2 separate regions of the Mus musculus genome follow, and region 2 is linked to region 1. Evidence: chromatin loops called from intact Hi-C (ENCODE). Cell type or tissue: heart. All regions are shown on one strand. Each heading gives the region's core, and the rest is flanking DNA. Links, peaks and the distances in the headings are about the cores only. Region 1 holds the start of Gm51874 (a long non-coding RNA gene). Region 2 holds the start of Rsad1 (radical S-adenosyl methionine domain containing 1).

What was found. Hi-C counts contacts between places; a loop is a spot of excess contacts. Peaks named below come from ENCODE experiments on the same cell type or tissue, not always from the same donor. Only the 100,000 strongest peaks of a DNase experiment are listed, where the experiment ranks them.
Region 2: it touches region 1 in a loop (17-fold over the local background); 5 of 42 quality-filtered maps call a loop at or near these places.

What each region holds. Positions count from the first base shown.
Region 1 is chr11:94,712,935-94,718,307 of GRCm38, forward strand. Gm51874 (a long non-coding RNA gene) reads left to right here and starts at 4,327. Exons shown (of 2, transcript XR_003949593.1): 1 at 4,327-4,769. In heart, for the core only: a CTCF peak has its summit at 4,083 (motif pointing left); a DNase peak (open chromatin) is centred at 4,107; H3K4me3 peaks cover 505 bases; H3K27ac peaks cover 695 bases; H3K27me3 peaks cover 1,640 bases.
Region 2 is chr11:94,546,428-94,551,800 of GRCm38, forward strand. It overlaps Rsad1 (radical S-adenosyl methionine domain containing 1), which reads right to left and starts at 2,780. Exons shown (of 9, transcript NM_001013381.2): 1 at 2,556-2,780; 2 at 2,044-2,177; 3 at 1,732-1,936. The coding sequence starts at 2,690. In heart, for the core only: no CTCF peak of the experiment used is centred there; DNase peaks (open chromatin) are centred at 1,064, 2,194 and 2,764; H3K4me3 peaks cover 1,637 bases; H3K27ac peaks cover 1,780 bases.

The DNA.
Region 1 (5,373 bases), core at 257-5,256:
GGCTTTCAGTGTGGAAAAGACAAAATTCAATTAGTCACCAGGAGCCTAGCTTTCCATGTCCATTGTAAGTTAGAATGAAGAGGCAGAATTTTGACCACAATCAAACAGAATAGAATAAAAGCACCGCCTTTTAGAATATGTTAAAGTTCTACCAAAACACTATGGTGAAACACGTGGGGTGGATGCTAAGATTAAAGGCAAAACAACCCTGCTCCACTCTTATGCTCCTCAGAAAACACTTAGGATGCATTTGATTGCAGGTGACAAAATGCAGCATACAAGGCAATGGGCGCTGGAATACTCAATGTCTATGCAGTTACAAATAAGAGAGAGAATTCTTCCTTCCCTGCATTCCGTTAACAGCCTGCAGGGACTCTTGAGGCTGGGATAACCTCAGGTTTCCTGTGCTGTTTGTTGGCAGCAGTCCCCTGTCCCTTGGAGCAAATTCATCCACTTCTAGCCTTCCTGGGGGCGCTGTCAGTTTCTGCTCAGCCCCCAGTCCCCACTCCTGCTTCAGAGTCTACATGTGACCCAGGCTGCGCTAAATACTAACATCTGGATTCTTCTCTCTCTCTCTCTCTCTCTCTCTCTCTCTCTCTCTCTCTCTCTCTCTCAATTACTTGAATTTGCAAAGTTGCAGCTGCTCCCTGAAGCCAGAAAGAGCAGAACCCACAAACTCCCCCCATGCTTAGCCTGCTCTGGGTCGAGAACAGCTTGGCACCACAGGGCCATCTGAGGGGCCGCTCTTGCTCCCTCTGAGGCTCTCTAAACGCACCCCCACCATCTGTCGGATGATTCACGCCCTGCTGGATACAAAGTCGGGGCTCAATTTGGGTCTTTGGTTTTGAGTTCATTCTGAAATCAAAGGTGTCGTGAGCTTTGTCTGACAGGCTTGGTGGCCTCAACCTCTCAGCCCCGTTCTGGGAAATGAAGATGACGCGTGTATCTTTCCACCTCCTGACCTGCTTTACCTTCCCCTGAAGATGTGAAGCAACTTCAGAGGTCCCTGGGATGAGTCCCCCTCCCTCCGGGGCTATGCGTCTCTGGAGCAGGCTGGGTACCCTTGGATGACTCCAGATCACACCATCCTACCCCCACTTCCTTCCATGCCCCATTTTCTCCATTCAGATGTGCAATCTGAATTCATTATGTGCCTCAGTTCACGTCATTGTAACTTCCACAGTCTACCTAGACCTCTCAGATTTGCAATTATTCTATTTTATCTGTGTACTTTACAGTACCTACCCGCTCCCCATTGTGGTAATTTGAATAATGGCTTCCATTTACTGCTATATATTCGAATGCTTGGTCCCCAGTTAGTGGAACTATTTGGGAAGGATTAGGAGGTGTGGCCTTGGTGGAATAGGTGTGTGGCCTTGTTGAAAGAGATGTGTTACTGGGAGTGTGGGCTTTAAGGTTTCAAAACCCCATGCCACGCCCAGTCTGCCTGCTGCCTGCAGATCAGGATGAAACAATCTTAGCTATTGCTCCAGCATCACACCTGTGTGCCTTCCAGCCACAATGGTCATGGACTGATCCTCTAAAACTGCAAGCAAGGCCCCAGTTTAATGCAATTCACCTTGATCGTGGGGTCTCTCCACAACAATAGAACAGTGACTAAGACATTGCTAGACACATGTCCTACTAGGCGAGCTTTTTGTTTGAATGTGTACATGTAAAGAGTGCTGCTTACCCTGTGACAGTTCAGGTGTGACCTTGAACTCCTGGCCACTACCATTGTCTGCAGGGAAATAGTCTCACTATTTCTCCTCAATTCTGGTCCTTTCAAGTTTAAGGCAGGCTCCCCTAGGCTGCAGTCTCTCTCTGGTAGAAGGATCTACCATTCTTCCCTTCTCTTCTCTTCTCTTCTCTTCTCTTCTCTTCTCTTCTCTTCTCTTCTCTTCTCCCTCCCTTCTCTCTCTCTCTCTCTCTCTCTCTCTCTCTCTCTCTCTCCCCCACCCACCTCTCTCTATTACTGAGGGTGAAACCGGAGACCTCTCACATCAGTTTTGGTGGTTGCATTATGATCCTTACAGAGCCTTGAGCAAGCCAACTCTCTGTTCCCTCCCACAGCCTGCTCTAAGCCAATCTTCCCACCTTTTCCTGACCTTTCCTCTCCGTGACACTATGAGCTGTGCAAGGTGGAGCGGCAGGAGGCAATGCGACAAGCTTAATCTTTTCAGAAGTCTGTGTGGATGGTCCTGAGACAAAATGTTTCTGCCAAGGGACAAGACGAACTTCAAACGTGTGCCAAGTCACCAGAGCATAGACACTGTGAGTATCACTATAGAGCCTTCTTACTTTTCTTCCTCTGTCTCTGTTTGTTCTTTCTTTCTTCCTTCCTTCCTTTCTTCCTTCCTTCCTTTCTTTCTTTCTTTCTTTCTTTCTTTCTTTTTAAAATTTTTTTAAACTTACTTATTTTTATGTATGTGAGTACACTGTCACTATCTTCAGACACACCAAGGGCATCAGATCCCCATTACAGATGGTTGTGAGCCACCATGTGGTTGCTGGGATTTGAACTCAGGACCTCTGGAAGAACAGTCAGTGCTCTTAACGACTGAGCCATCTCTCCAGCCCTCTGTCTCTGTTCTTGACTGGGATCATATGGGAGAAGAAGAGGTGAAGGATCTGGGTGAAGGACCTGGGTTCATCTCTGGGGTTGACTTCTTTGGCTAGCAGATGCAGGGATAGTTTGTCATGGGAGGTTTTATCAGAAATAACACCTGACTAAGGGAAGGGGAGGGACCTGACCGCCCAGCAGGAGTGGGTAAGGATGTCTCTAGGCAGGTTTCATCCCATGGTAAACTTAGACATATTTGAAATTCAATGAGTTTACTTGCGCATTCAGTGCCCATGAATCAGGCAACACCAGGCAGAAAGTGTTCAGGCTCCCTGGAGTGGGCGGGCTGAGGAAGGTTTTAGAAGGGATTTGTGGAGACAAGACAAAGAATATATTTGATTGATTTAAGTGGGAAAATCCCTTAGTTACAAGTCAGTGGGTGGCTTCAGATGGAGCAAATTTACATTGTACGGCTTGGGGTTTCTGTTTGCGTATACAGGAATCTAAGACATTGGAGGTGGCACCCCCCTACCCAAACAGCTATTTTACAAACAAAAAAACCATTTTTTTTTTCTGTCCCATAAAATGAGAGATGGTCTGGGTTGAGGCAGCAACCCCAGGGAGATGGCAGAATTCCTAGGAGTTGGGAGGAATCCTGTTAAAAGGAGTTTGGGGACAGCCCATTCCAGTCCCACCATTGAGCAAACAAAAGAGAGATATGAGAGAGAGAGAGAGAGAGAGAGAGAGAGAGAGAGAGAGAGAGAGAGAGGAGTCTCAAGGGGTCAAAAATCATGAGAAGGCAAGGAGATGGTAGAGAAGGAGAGTTAGAGTCCTCTGAGCTGGGAAGGGTCTAGAGTTATCCCTGATTAACAGTTCCCTTTTTCCAGGTAGAGGGAAGTAGGAGGAAGTGAGAGGAAGTAGGACCTTTGTCAATAAACATACATCCCGGGCCAAGGAGAACCTCCATTGGTTCATTGCAATGTTCAAAGCCCAGGGCTTAATCTCCAGCACTGCAAAAACTTGGCATGGTGGCACATGCCCCAAATCCCAGCACTCAGGGCAGAGGCAGGAGGAGCAGGAGTTCAGAGCCATCCTTCGTTACATAGCAATTTGAGGCCAGCTTAAATTAAGCTGGTTTGTATCTAAACAAACAAACAAGCAAACAAATACAATACCCATAGGCAAGCAAGGGGGCGCAGAGAACAGTGGGACTGACATAGCTCATCTTATTGTACTCTTCAAATACTGTGGTGATGTCTTGTTTTGACAGCCCCCCCCCCCCCCACACACACACAGTTAGAGGGTTTACAGCATCCTGCCTGGGTGTCTGCCGATGTCTTTCCGACCCCAGGTGCTCTCTTCTGGTCCTGGTGACTGTCACGGAGTTTCAGAGTTTTCCATTATTGCTATATTTATCATGACCTGCAATCAGTGACCTTTGAAGCTACTGTAGTTGCTTTGGAGTGCTACGGACTGCGCCCACATTGGGGCTGAAGAGTTAATAGATAATTGCTGTGTGTTCTGATGGCTCCACCTACCGGTTGCCTCTCCCTTCTTCTCCCCGGAGACTCCCCTCAAGCCTCCCCCATGCCAGACACAACAAAGTTGAAATGAGGTCGGTTAATAACCCTACGGTGGCCTCCAAATGCTCCAGGGAAAGGAAAAGCCACACGTCTGTCACTTCAAATAAAAAGCTAGGAATGATTAGGCTTAGCGGGGGTGGGGGTGGGGGTGGGGGTGGGGGTGGGGGGAAGCATACTGACGGTTCAGATATCCCGAAAGCCAGGCCTCTTATGCAAACAGCCTAGTTATGGGTACAAAGGAAGAGTTTGGAAGGAAATTAAGAATGTATTTCCAGTCAACATGGCGACGATAAGAAAGTAGGACAGGCTTCTTGCTGATGAGTGAAAGCTTTAGTGGTCTGGGTGGGAGATAAAACCTGCCAGAACATTCCCTTGGTGTTCAAGCCTAATCCAGATCAAAGCCATAGCTCTCTTCGGTTCCGTGAAGGCTGGGAGAGGTCAGGAGGCTGCAGAAGAAAAAGCGGCTTCCTGAGGTTGAAGCAAAGGAACTAACGGTCTGCAAACAGAACTGAGCAGGGCAAGGCCAGAAGCCAGCGGAGAAGCCGCAGCACGCTCCCACTCCTGGGAAGTTTCCGCTAAGAGCATTGCTGCAGGTGACTGGACCACACCTCGGAATGTGGCAAGTATGTTCAAATCATGTTCAAATAACTTAAGAATCTTTGAGACAAGGGCTTACAATGTAGCAGAGGCTGGGCTCAAACTTGGAACCCTCTTGAGTCACCCTCCCAAGCACTGGGACTAAGGTATGTGCACAGTTCCCTACTCAAAATAGTGCTTTTTTTTTTTTTTTTTTTTTTTGACACAGAGTCACTATGTAGTCCAGGCTAGCCTCAAACTCTTGATCCTCCTGCCCCAGCCTCCAGAGTACTGGAATTATAGGCCTGTACTGTATACCATATACTTTCTTATTTCTTTCATATTACACTTCTAGTTAATGCATGCATATATGTGTGTGTGGGTGTGTATGTGTGTGGGGTGTGTGTGTGTATGTATATATACACACACATACATATAAAATAAGCCTCAATCAGCACTGGAGCTAAGCAGATATCTACCCTCTATGCTATTATGGCTACTTCCCCTGGGGGACACAGTTACTTAGAATCTCCTGGTCTCTAGGGGCAACCAGGGCGCCAGTACTTAGCATTAGGACTCATAGCAACAAACTGAAACACCAACCAACAATCTGGAACATGCCCGCAGACGCGCCCACAGGCCAGTGGATAG
Region 2 (5,373 bases), core at 314-5,313, 170 kb before region 1:
CTTGCAGCTCTTCTATGACCCTAAACCCTAGGTGGAGCACTTCACCGGAAGCAAAGCACCTATGGGCGTGGTAGGGATGGCAATCCCAGATACCCAAACACCAGAGGTCACCAGAGGTCAACCTAGAGAGATTTCTCCTGACTCATAAGCACACCTTCAGAGGCTCTCCAATGGGAGAAACCCCAAACTCCCACAGGAGCGGAAGGCTTTCGGTCCTGTTTGGCGGCCTGTCTCCAGCCTCTCCAGTCACAGGAATGACACAGCTTCTCCTCCAAACATGCAAAGTTCTTCCACATCCTGTGCCCTTTCCTCCCACACCCCTCCAACCTGGTCAACACCTGCTCTGTCTCACTCACACATCATTTCCTCCAGGAAGGCTTCCAGGATTTCATCAGGCTGGGCTCCCCTCAGTACTCTAATAAGCCTTCGGAGGTTCCTCTAGAGGTAGCAGTTACTGTGCCATGGTCCGGCTGCCAGCCTGTTCCAGGTCTCCAATCACAGAACAAGCCGCATCCTGTATTTTTTTTTCCCTTCCTTTCTTTCATGTCTATATATGTGAAGTGTGCCTATGTATATATGTGTTCACATGTGTGTGAGGGCAGGGGTGAGTGTGTGTGTGTGTGTGTGTGTGTGTGTGTGTGTGTGTTTGTGGAAGCTCAGGGTTGACAATGGGGGTCTTCTTTACCTTTTTATAGATTTATTTATTTATTATACAGGATTCTGCCTGCATTCGTGCCTGCACCAGATCTCATTACAGGTGCTTATGAATCACAATGTGGGTGCTGGGAATTGAACCCAGGTCCTCTGGAAGAGCAGCCAACAACACTCTTAACCTCTGAGCCGTGTCTCCAGCCCATCTTCCTTCATTTTTTGCTACCTTACTCACTGAGTCGAAACCACAGTTGATACGGTTAAGTCTGGCTAGCCAGCATTAAGCAAGGCGAAGGGCGGATTCCTTCATCTGTGCCCTCAAGTGCTGGGATTGCAGGCAGGCTGCCATACCCAGCCAGCGTTTGTGTGGGTGGGTGAGGATCCAAGGGCTGGTTTACACTTGCCCAGTAAGTGCTCTAACCACTGCACCATCCCTTACCCACACCTGTGCAGCACCTACCATGTGGCAGGTACTACATGAAACGCCTAGACTATAAAGGGTTAAGCCAGCTGGGCCTTGTGGCCTGTAATTCCAGGAGTTGGAAGGCTGAGGCAGGAAGACTGCTGGGAGTTTGAGGCTAACCTGGGCTACAGTGTGAGCTCCTGTCTCAAAGTCATAATGATAATAATAATAATAAAATAATGGCAGCTAGTGATATAGCTCTTTGTGGAATGCTTGCCTACATGCCTTGGGGTTTGATTTTTATTATTATACAAACTGGGCATGGTGGCACATGTCTGTAGTCCTAGTATTAAGATGGAGACAGAAGAGTCAGGAGCTCAAGGTCAACCCTTGGCTACATATAAAATTTGAGGCTAGCCTGAGCTATAGGGTACCCTGTCTCAAAATAACGAAGACATTAATAATAATAATAATAACAATAATGATGTTGATGATGATGATGCCAAAGCCTGCCTCAGGAAGTGTATGGGCCAATATGTCAAGAGACAAACAGTAAGAAAAGTGTCACTACACAATCTACTGTGTACTAGACCCTGGTGCCCAGAAATGTTTTCTCAATGACTAAACACCATCCTAGGATCTGGGAGCACTGGGGTAGGGTGAGTGAGGTAGGTCACCTGTAAACCAATGGACAACCTGTTCACTCCTGCTGCTCCAAAAGCTGCCAGCCTAGGACCTGGGGCTGAAGTGGGGTTAGCCTCCAAGGTGACTTCCGAATCGGCAGGCAGGTAGACTTCCTGAGCCACAGCCTCCAGGACAGCAGCCACAGTGTGGGGACTGGCCAGACTCGGGGTTCCTCCACCAAAGAACACAGACTCTACTCTGGAGGAAGAGGATGGAGACATAAAACCCCGGGGAAAACCCTTGGGGAACATCCTCCTGTAGTGTCCTCTCCGCCCAAGACCTTGTCTAATGTCCCCAGTACTGACCTCTGCACCCCGCTGAGCCGCAGCAGCGTCCTTGCCTCAGTCACCAGGCAATTCCGCACGGTCCCCTCCTCCACGCCGCGGGGGATGTACTTATTGAAGTTGCAGTAGCTGCAGCGTTTCTCGCAATAAGGCCACTGGGGACAGGGGATGCGTGTGTGAGCTAAGGCGGGGCTCTGGGCTGCCCAGGCCACTTCCAGGGTTTATCTCACACATCCCCGTTCCCATTCTGAGGTTGGTCAGCGGTGGTTGCGACAACTAAGCCACTCTGCGTCCCGTGGGCAGATGGCGATGAGATTACTATGCCCACTTTCGTGAGACAAAACAGGTTCCAAGAGGGACACCCAGCTAGTAAGCACCAGACTTGAGGTTTTTGGCCAAACACTTATTCCGGTGGCGAATGACGCGGGCAGATGTTGTACCAGATGTAATGTTAGGCACGGACAGCGTGCATGTGGGCTATGAACGGAACAGCCACGGCCACCGCCTCCTTCTGCTCTCCCCTACTCACTCACGTGCACGTAAAGCGCCGCACGCGTGCTCGCGGACTCAGGACTCGGAGGCTGTCCCAAGCTGTCCACACGGGGGCGCCGCTGGGCCGCCCTGGCCGCTGCCACCCATCTGCCGGTCCGGACCCCGGAGGGAACCATGGCGCGCAAGGCGGCAGAAAGGAGGGATGCGAGACCTCGACAGCGTGCCCAGCAGGGGTGTACCCGGGGCTGGGCCGCGTGGATAGCCCTGGCGGAAGTCAGAGGGGCTGCGTGACCTCGTATTGCCTCTCCCGGAGTGGCTAGAGAGCCCACGGCCTCGTGTCTGCGGCGCCACCTGGTGGACACTGTTGCACACACAGCCTATTCGTTCTCAAGGACACAGCCAGTCTATCTTTTGCCAAGGACGCAGAATGCCCCGCCAGCCTCTTGGCTCCCTGTGTCAGAGCGACTTTATTGACTCATACAAGATTTCTTTGTTTGTTTGGGTTTTTTTCAGTCAGTTACTTAGATTGGTGTGTACCTGGCTCAGATCTGAAAGCCAGGCCTACTAAAATCAGGTCAGTCTAACTGGCAGGGGAGACACTAACCAAGTTAAGAGTTAATTCGGTACTAGGTAACTGGCTGTGAGCTGGTGGGCCTACAGAAGTGTGCGTGGGAGTCAGCGGAAAGGAAGCTCACGGGCTGGGTATTAGAGGAACAGAAAATCGTTGGAAGCCAGGGGCGGTGGCTCACACCTGGAATACTAGAACTCCCGGAGGATTGTGGGAGTTCCAAGCCAGCCTGGGCTACAGTGTGAGAGCCTATCTCATAGAAACAAAAGAGGGGGAAAGACATGATGGCTCAGCAAGGAACGGACAGTTGCCCTACAAAGCAGAATGGTCCCTGGATGCCAAATATGTAGTGGGAGAGAGCCTCGCTCCACATAGTGGTCCTTTTGCCTCCATGGGTGCACCTTCTAGCAAACTCATGTGTGCACATAATACACACAGATACAATAATAAAATCAATAATTGTGGCATAAATACTGTATACATACATACATACATACAGGCAAAATACCCAATTACGTTTAAACAAACGAGAGAGAGAGAGAGAGAGAGAGAGAGAGAGAAAGTAAAACCTGAGGCTGTCCCAGCAACCACATGGTGGCTCACAACCATCTATAAAGTGACCTAATGACCTCTTCTGGCACGCAGGCGTACAAACACATATATTTAAAAATAAATAAAATTTAAATATAAATAAAACTTTGTTTAAAAAAAAGAAAAAAAAGTCATGTGTGGCAGAACAGCCCTATAATCCAGGTCTGGCTGACTGCATGAGACAATGTTTCAGAAAAAAGGAAGCAGGGCTGGAGGGGCTGGCTCAGCAGTTAAGAGCACTATCGGCTCTTGCGGAGGACCCTGCACCCACACACTGTGGCTAACAACCATCTGTAAGTCGGAAACTCCAGACTTCCTCCAGCATGCACATGGTGCACAGACATATGCAGGCAAAACACATGAAATAAAATAAATATTTTTTTAAAGGAAGGGAGGGAGGGGAAAGAGAAGAAAAGAATTCCACTGGGAACTGGCTTGGCAGGGAGGGTGGGCTGTGGTCTCTGAGTCAGGCCAGTCCTTGGCATCAGATGGAAGAGGTCGCAGCAATGGTGTGTGCAGGAGAGGCAGGACACATGTGAGGGGCTTGGAGGAGCTATGCCCCAGAATGGAACGATCATGGGCTTTGGAGTCGAGTTGTCGTAAAGCAGTTCTTCCTCAAGAAAGTAAGGTGTTCGGAGTACAGCATCCAGGAAGAACCAGTCAGAACAGGCCACACTCTCTGTTCTGGTCCCCTCTAGAAGAAGGATTGTCTTTCAGTGTGTTAGCCCAGCACTATGTGGCTCTAGAGCATACAACTTAGGGAGTGCTGTTTTCCTGTCCTTCAGCTGCGGTTGGAGTGGGGCACACACAGATGAGGCTCTATCTACACCAGGCGCCCTCCCAAGCCTAGGGCACCAGCCTCAGGACATCCTGGCCTTCTTCTCTCCCTTGCTGTAATACACACTCTTCATGTAACAGGACTGAATGCTCTGTCCATGGGGCTAAGCCAGTGAAAATTAAACCTACTTCAGACAGCTAGGTCTAAGAGAGTCACATCTCTTGCCAATGATCTAATGGCTCAGGAGGCAGACGGTGTTAGGAGAAGAGAGCTGGTTTTAGAAACGGCAGGTCAAAATCCCTTCACTACCATCTTGCTATGACTGATACTTGTGGTTTTTTTTTTTTTTTTTTGCATTTTTTCATTTTGTTTATTTGTGTGTGCATGTGTACGGGCACCCATACTACAATGCTTAAGATCAGAAGACAAACCAAGGGATTTAGTTCCTTGCCTCTATTTTGGGGGTCCCAAAAGTCAAACTCAGAGCATCAAGCTTGATAAGTGTCTTTTACCCACTGATCCCTCTCACCGGTCTCCTTTTATGCATCTTTTAAAGTAGAAAGGAATGCAAACCCACCGAAGGGTGGACAATAAGTGTGATAATAGGAGTAGCGCTATTAGGAGGTGTGGCCCTGTTGGAGTAGGTATGTCATTGTGGGTATGGGCTGTAAGTCCCTCTTCCTAGCTTCCTGAAGCCAATATTCTGCTAGCAGCCTTCAGATGAAGATGTAGAACTCTCAGCTCCTCCTGCACCATGCCTGCTTGTACGCCACTATGTTCCTGCCTTGATGATAACAGACTGAATGTCTGAACCTGTAAACCAGCCTCAATTAAATGTTGTACTTATAAGAGTTGCCATGGTCACGGTATCTGTTCACAACAGTAAAACCCTAACTAAGACAGAATTTGGTACCAGGGAGTG